Linked DNA regions of Mus musculus: all the other regions are linked to region 2. Evidence: chromatin loops called from intact Hi-C (ENCODE). Cell type or tissue: heart. All regions are shown on one strand. Region 1 holds the start of Tbc1d32 (TBC1 domain family, member 32). Region 2 holds the start of Msl3l2 (MSL3 like 2). Region 3 has its middle 38 kb from the start of Gja1.

Region 1 (2,500 bases), 120 kb after region 2:
CTTTTGTTTGAGAAGGTGCCAAATTGTCTATATTGTGCTTTTAAAATAATGAACCTATAACCAAAAGAAAACAAAACAACAACAAAACTGACACAAATATGTCTAAATAAAAGAGTATCATCCGATCATTCTTATCAGCATCAATTTTATATGGGAATAAGCAAAAACAACGGAAACCATAAGCATAATCATAAATTTAAAAAATCAAGCTGGGCCATGGTGATACATGCTCCCACCACTTGGGATACTTAAGTTCAATAGTCATTTCCAGGTTATCCTGGGCTTGCCGGGCAACATAGCATGCAGGTCTCAAAAATCCTGACTTATTAAATTAGAAACCCTACAGTGACTCTTTGCACATCTTTTTAAATTCCCTTGAGAATCTGAGCAAATTATAAAGAACACCACCATAAAACGGCAAGTAAAACATAACCTTTTACAGAGAACATTAAAGGACTGAAGGGTCCCTTAATGCCCATTTCTAGAAACTGAACTTCGAGATATCCAAAAGTCAATAAAAAGCAACAGAAACTGCCTCCTATCAGGCATGAGGCTTGGGTTCCATTCCCAGCACCTGAATGACCAAGTCAAAAGCAACATCACAGGAAAAGTATCTGTGAGAGACAAACACTGGATTGTAAAAGGCTACAACTAATCGTGCGTGCGCCTGGAGGAAGACCTTGAAGCTGAGAGGCCTAATTCACTACATGAACAAACTCCAAAGAAACGCGTTGAGCCCTAAGGATCTTTAAGTTTAAGGAGCAGTTTGATTATAAAAAGGTCCTTCAGTTTGCACCGAACACTTCCTCTCTCCATGCTCCTCAAAGCTGGACAACCTGCTCCCTTTCAGTAGGTCTAGGACATTTGTATAGGCGCCCTACCCCTACACAGGCACCCAGACCTGCCTCAGTGTGGGAGGCCCTTCCAGTGTTGAGTGGCTTCTTACAACAGGCAGTGAAAGTAACAGACCAACAAAACCACAAATAAGGACCTGGGGGCGGGGAGGGGTAGGAGGTGGGGGTCACTACTTTTAGATAATGTGAAAGGAATTCCCTTAAATGTTAAGATTGTTCTTTAAAGAACAGAATAATTTACAATTGATGTTCTTAAGCTGCTGTGACAGAAGAGAACACAGAGGCAGATGAGGCTCTACAAAAATCACTTTGGAAAAAGAGGATAAATTCAGCACAGGGACAATTGAGAGAAAAAAAACTGAAGCAACAATCAGCTATTTTAGCAAAAAAATACCAAATAAATCTCTATCCAAATCATTTTCAGCTTTCCTGGACCAATGGTTTGTTTGCTTAAAAACTTATAAACTCGATTTTACTTGTGAAAATTTTCGTCAGTCTCCTCCAGCCGCAAGAGGATCTCCTCTGCGCACTCCAAGGAGGGAGCTCCGGTGATTTTCTCCTTCACGCTCTGGAACAGCTGCCGGAGCATCGCCTGCAGCATCACCTCATCCTCGCTGGAGAAATGGGCCATGCCTTGCAGCAGTCAAATCTCCGCAACCACCGCGGGGTCGCCACCAACAAAGCGCACTGCGCACGCGCGACCCAGCCCAATCGCCGCCGACGCTCAGCGTCGTTCCCTAGGAAACCACAGCGCGAGTCCAAGGGCGGGGCCGCGGTTGAGTGGCGATGTGCTGGAAGACTGGGCTGTAGGTTTAGAGACCACCGAGAACTTGCTGAGGCTAACGTTGGATGATTGACGTTCCTTGGTACCGGCAGAGCTCAAGCCTCCCCCGACCGGAACAACAAACACCTCAGGATCTGCTGGGAGGGCCTAACGGGAAACGCCTCGGCTGCGCCTGACGTCAGCTCGCTGACGCGCCCAGGGGAGGGGTTAATCCCGGAGGAGAGTGGAACTGATCCTGACCTTGATCTGCAGGAAGTAGGAAGGGGACGAAAGAGAAGAGGCCTTTAGTAAAAGCAGGGCAAAGGAAGCCAAACTGAAATATCAACTGGGGATTGGGTGGTATTGAAATGTGGAAAAACCAGGTTCATACAGCAACCGTAACAACTGTTGCCTGCCAATGAGGATAGCACGCTGTAACAGAAAAGAAACTTAACAATTCATTACAGGGTAGTTATGTATTTTACTAAGGAAATGCCACATGACAGACTGGAAGTAGCCCTTGAACACTCATCCCTAGCAAAAAGAGCTATGGATAACTGCCTTCTGGGATCTAAAGAGTCATTGGTCTCTAAGGATGTGGCCATGCTCCAGAGGATGGCCCAACATCCAAAAGGATATAGGCAGCAAAAGTCAGTTCTGTGTTTTGTTTAGGGAGTTTGGATTGGTAGTTAAGAGCACTGGCTGCTTTTTCTGAGGACCCAGGTTCAATTTCCAGCACCAACATGGTGACTCACAACCTTCTGTAAGTCCAGTTCCATGAGATCTGATGCCCTCTTCTGACCTCTGTGGCACTACTCATCTGTGGTTCACAGACATACGGGCATGCAAACACTATACACATAAAATAATTTTTAAGATCAAC
Region 2 (2,500 bases):
GATATAAAGCAATTACTAGCTAGCTCTCCAATATTCCTTCTTATCTCCCTCTCTTCTCTATCAACCCTTCTGTATCCCTACCAGTTCCTTTCTGGATTCATGACGGTTTTTGTTCTGTTCTGTGACCCATTTCATTTAATCAGATCCCCCTGTGTGCTCATTGATTATACACTGATTCCTAGTAGAGTGAGAAGTGCTCTGTTCAACCATCTTCTAAAATAAATCTCCTGATGATTGTTTCCTGAGCCCCTGGCCGTTATTTCTACTCATCAGTCAAGGCCCATAAAGCTATAAAAATCAATACCTAAATGCTTATCTTTCCAGACAAAGCAAATAAGTAGACAGTGTACTTTAAAATCCCCTCTTTTAGATATCCATGGTCAAAAGATCAGTAACTGCAGGTGTAGCACATAATACCATCTATAAGCCAGACTTAGTCATTTTTTTCTTCTGTAGCTAGAGAAAATTTCACATAAACTAGAGATTACGCTGCACATATAATTCATATGTTCATAAAATTTACTGTGTTCTTTGGGTCAGTTTAACCTTATTTTACAAAAGTGCCACTTTCTTTGATAGCTGAGTGTAACGTGCCCGAATAATTGAAGATTCACTTCTATTTCTGACAGGTTCTCTCTTGCCCCCGCTGTCTTCAAGAAGCGAGGGAGCAGACAGCAGAGAGGATACATATGAAGTACTCTGTAAACTCGGTATTACCAGCCTTTAAACGGGATGAAGCAACGTAAAAATAGATCACCACGAAGGATTTAAATGAAACAGGTTTGCACTCAGTAGATGCAGGATACTCGTGTTATAGTTCTGGGAAGTGTTTATAGCTCAAATACGTCTTGGGATGTAGACGCATCATCTGAGAGAGCATCGCAGTAAGTCTGCCTGTCAGGAACTGCAGATCGCCTAGAAGCCTGGAGCTGTGGGAAAAAGTGTGTGGGTGGGTGGGTGGGGGTGGGGGGGCTCGGGTCTTAAAGGCTGGAAGCAGGGCCTACGAAGACCACTGTCCTTCCTGCTGCTGTGTTGGCTAGCGTCAACTCAGTATCAACTATAGCCATTTTGGAGGAGGAAACCCCTAATTGTGAAAATGTCTTCAGCGGATTAGCCAAAGGACAAGCCTGTCAAGCATTCTCTTGATTGATGTTTGATGTGGGAGGGCCCTAGTCTCTGGAGGCAGTGCCACCCGTTGGGCTGTAGCCATTTCCTCCAAGTTGAAACATCTTCTCCTGGAGGGAGGGGGCGCTAGAGAGTCGGGAAGTAAACCAGACAAATCCGGTGAAAACTGAAACTAGCAAGATTCTCAAGGTCCCCACCCCCTCTCCTCCTGGGCTTCAAAAGCAGTCGAAAACTGCGGGGTGAGAAAGGATTGCACGGTTGGCTAGGATTCCCACAGCGAGCAGTTCGGTTGCAGTTTTCCTGAATCCCCACCTTGATGAGGTAAGCTTTTCAGAGATGCAGCTGCTTTTGAGCTTCCCTGACCCCACTGACCAGCACTGGATTCTGGATTTCCATCCCATAATTAGTTGTCAATGCCCTCTCTGGGCTAAGCAGACATAGACTGTGGTTCTCTAAATACGTCTCATGGGACAAAGTGTCTGGAGAGGTATTCTAGAGGCATATGTTAGAGGTATTTTGCCACATTTCCACATCTCATAGCACTGAACAATAAGGGAATTGTTGGCTATAGGGAACTATGCCACCAAGAGTAAGCTAGGGTCTAGAGAACCCCCTTAGCAAGTCCTGAGAACACCCATCTAGCACCCAAAACCAACACAAGATTAATGCAGCATAGTGGGGGGCTCAAACCCCACAAAATACAGCCTTAGACACAGAAGCCTATAAGCAGCTGAGACTGAATAGGAAACAAAAGTAGATATAATGTAGGGAAGTTAAAGATACCAGTTCAAACTTCACAGTAGACGGGAGAATTTTCCAGCTGGGCTGGAGAGATGGCTCAGTGGTTAAGAGCACTGGCTGCTCTTCCAGAGGTCCGGAGTTCAGTTCCCAGCAACCACATGGTGGCTCACAACCATCTGTAATATAATTTGATTCTCTCTTCTGGTGTGAATGAAATAAATAAACAAACAAATCTTAACCAATAATAGTAGTAGTAGTAATAATAATGATAGATAATTGTACCAGGCATGCTTGTCTCTGTAAAGTATAAACTCTATAATAATCATTAGATTTTTTTGCCATCTGTACTTCCTTTCTCATCTAAGGTACTTACTGATTTTGTGATTTAGACTACATGTTTACATATAGGAAGAGATTACAAGTGAACTTGGGAAAAACTGGAATTCACCAGCTATGGGACAACAGTTAAAGACTTTTTGATAAACTACTTACTTAAACTGTAGGTGAGACAGTGTTTCATTGGAGGATTTTAGTTCTCTCAGGCTTACAAGACTAAAGCTAAAGTACTTGGTGATGCCTGACAAGAATTACTGTAAATATTAGACATTACTATTAAAGATACTATATCTTTGTG
Region 3 (2,500 bases), 230 kb after region 2:
TCTCGCCACAGTAAGACGCAAGTGTCACCCTCTCTTCACAGTTGAGCGTGTTTTAATGGAAGCCTGGCTTTTAGTTTACTATCATTTTTTTTTTTTTTTTTTTTTTTGGTCGAGGCGAGGTTTTTTTTTGGTTTGGTTTGGTTTTTTGGTTGTTTGTTATTTTGTAATCTTGGCTGTCCTGGAACTTGCTCTGTAGACCAGGCTGGCCTCAAACTCACAGTTCCAATTAGCTCTCACTACCAAGTGCTGGGATTAAAGGTATACTCCACCACTGCCTGGCTTGATTTTTATTTACCTATTTTCCCTGAATTAGTTAGTAGGTTGTTTCAGAAATAAATACTTAGCTGGGCGTGGTATCCCACACCTGTAATCCGAGCATTTGGGGGATGTAGGCAGTATGTTTAGTTCAAGACTGTTATCTACTACATAACAAATAGACTGAGCTACATGAGACCTTGTCTAAAACAAATAACAACAACAACAAAAAGGAATGAATGAATGAATAGATAATAAATAATGAAATATACAAAATGTAATAAAAAATTTTAAAACCTGCTAGTGCTGAGGAAAAACTACTGTATGCCACCTTTCTCCCTTCACAGGCACTTCCTGGCAAACCTCTCCCAAGCAAGAAGACTCATAGCTTCTTTCTTCCCACTCACCCCCCCCCTTTTTTTTTCTTTTATTGGATATTTTCTTTATTTATGTTTCCCCTCTGGAAACCCCCATCTCATTCCCCCTCCTCCTGCTTCTATGAGGGTGTTCCTCCACCCACCTACTCACTCCTGCCTCCTCGCCCTGGCATTCCGCTACACTGGGTCATCTAGCCTTCACAGGACCAAGGGCCTCTTCTTTCTCCATTGATGCCCGACAAAGCCATACTCTGCTACATATGTAGCTGGAGCCATGGGTTGCTCCATGTGTACTCTTTTGGTTGGTGGTTTAGTCCCTGGGAGCTCTGAGGGGTCTGGTTGGTTGATATTGTTCCTATAAGGTTGCAAACCCCTTCAGCTCCTAGTTTCTGTTGACAGGGGGAGGAAGGAGTAGCTTGAATAACAGAAGTAACTCAACAGCAGCTCGCAGCTCCGCTCTGTGGTATGCTCCCTCCCTCTAGTGGTACATTCTGGAACTGCACCTGGCCAGACAGCCCTACTACCCTCAGGTAGAGGAAAATAGAGTCCTATACTCAACCGGCTAACCATTCCCTGTCTCCTCTGTTTCCTAGAACAAAATTTTATTAGAAATGTAATAGAACTTTGGAAATAGAATGTGGTCACCTTGAGGGAAAACTTAACTATACAATAGCAGCACACAGTAGGATAACCTTCAAGATAACAGGAACAAAACTTCACAAATTATGAGGGTTACCCGTCCATGTCCTTTCAGTGTGTCATTTTGTTATTGAATTTTTTAGCTAAGTTCATTCAAAATAACACATAAGAGCTTAAATATTAAAGCATGTTAATGAGATAATGTGATATTCCCATGCATGTTTACATTTTACAGTGTTTGGGTCACTGTAGCCTCAGCTAAACCGCTATCTCACCAAACAAGTGGGTCACCATTACCTTACTGTGAAAACTTTCAAAATGCTTTCTCTAGTCCTCTGAAAGTTCTGTTCCACTGTCTCTCATCACACCGCTCTGCCCTGTACCAGAATGACCCACACTAGGTAAAGGTCCTATATTTGTGGTTCTCTACCCTGTGATTTCAGGGTCTTAGAAACTACACGTGGAGTTGATGGTCGTTGGAATGACCAGCACAGGCTCATAGAGAGTGGCAATATTATGAGGTGAGACCTTGTTAGAGTGGGCATGGCCTTGTTGGTGGAAGTGTGTCACTGGGGATGGACTTTGAGGCTTCAAGTGCTCAAGCCAGGCTCAGTGTCATTGTCTGTCCCTACAGCCTGCTGATCTGGACGTAGACTTCTCAGCTACTCTCCAGCACCATCTCTGTCTGTGAGCTGCCATGCTTCCCTACATGATGACAATGGACTAAACCTCTGAACTGTAATCCAGCCCCAAGTTAATGCTTTCCTTTATAAGGCTTGCTGTGATCATGGTGTCTCTTCACAGCCATAGAAACCTTGACTAAGACAGAGTTCAAAACGTAGACTCAAGCACAATAATCTACCAGTGGTTGAGATCAATAAGCAATAGTTTCTAGGCCCATCAGTTCTTTCATATCGTTTCTTTGAAAGGTCCCTCATCCGTGCAAACACCCTCTCTGCCTACCCCACAGGTATGGGAGAGGAACTATGGCAAGGTTCAGAAGTGCTGGGGTACGGATTGGTCACAATCATCTCCTCTAAAGCTTGGACAAAGAAATAACATCCTTTCATCAAGCTGAAGTTTCAGAGGGTGGCAGCCATAAAACTTTATCACAAAATCAGTTTGTCCAATGGACTTTATACCATTTCCTCTACCTCTAACTAAGCCAGCAGATGAATTGAAAATTTTCTATAAGTATTAATAATTCAGCATTGATAACATACCCAAGC

Evidence for each region. Hi-C counts contacts between places; a loop is a spot of excess contacts. Peaks named below come from ENCODE experiments on the same cell type or tissue, not always from the same donor. Only the 100,000 strongest peaks of a DNase experiment are listed, where the experiment ranks them.
Region 1: a loop joins it to region 2, with 9 times the contacts of the local background. A loop is called at or near these places in 17 of 42 quality-filtered maps.
Region 3: it touches region 2 in a loop (9-fold over the local background); 17 of 42 quality-filtered maps call a loop at or near these places.

Annotation. Positions count from the first base shown.
Region 1 is chr10:56,227,148-56,229,647 of GRCm38, forward strand. Tbc1d32 (TBC1 domain family, member 32) reads right to left here and starts at 1,542. Exons shown (of 33, transcript NM_001033385.3): 1 at 1,331-1,542. The coding sequence starts at 1,485. In heart, a CTCF peak has its summit at 1,499; a DNase peak (open chromatin) is centred at 1,664; H3K4me3 peaks cover 1,677 bases; H3K27ac peaks cover 1,545 bases.
Region 2 is chr10:56,105,584-56,108,083 of GRCm38, forward strand. All of the region lies in intron 22 of Tbc1d32 (TBC1 domain family, member 32), which reads right to left. It overlaps Msl3l2 (MSL3 like 2), which reads left to right and starts at 1,334. Exons shown (of 2, transcript NM_001163833.1): 1 at 1,334-1,446. In heart, a CTCF peak has its summit at 1,248; a DNase peak (open chromatin) is centred at 1,248; H3K4me3 peaks cover 1,085 bases; H3K27ac peaks cover 1,081 bases.
Region 3 is chr10:56,338,187-56,340,686 of GRCm38, forward strand. No RefSeq gene overlaps it. Among named protein-coding and RNA genes, the nearest start is that of Gja1, 38 kb to the right of the region's middle. In heart, a CTCF peak has its summit at 1,127 (motif pointing left); no DNase peak of the experiment used is centred here.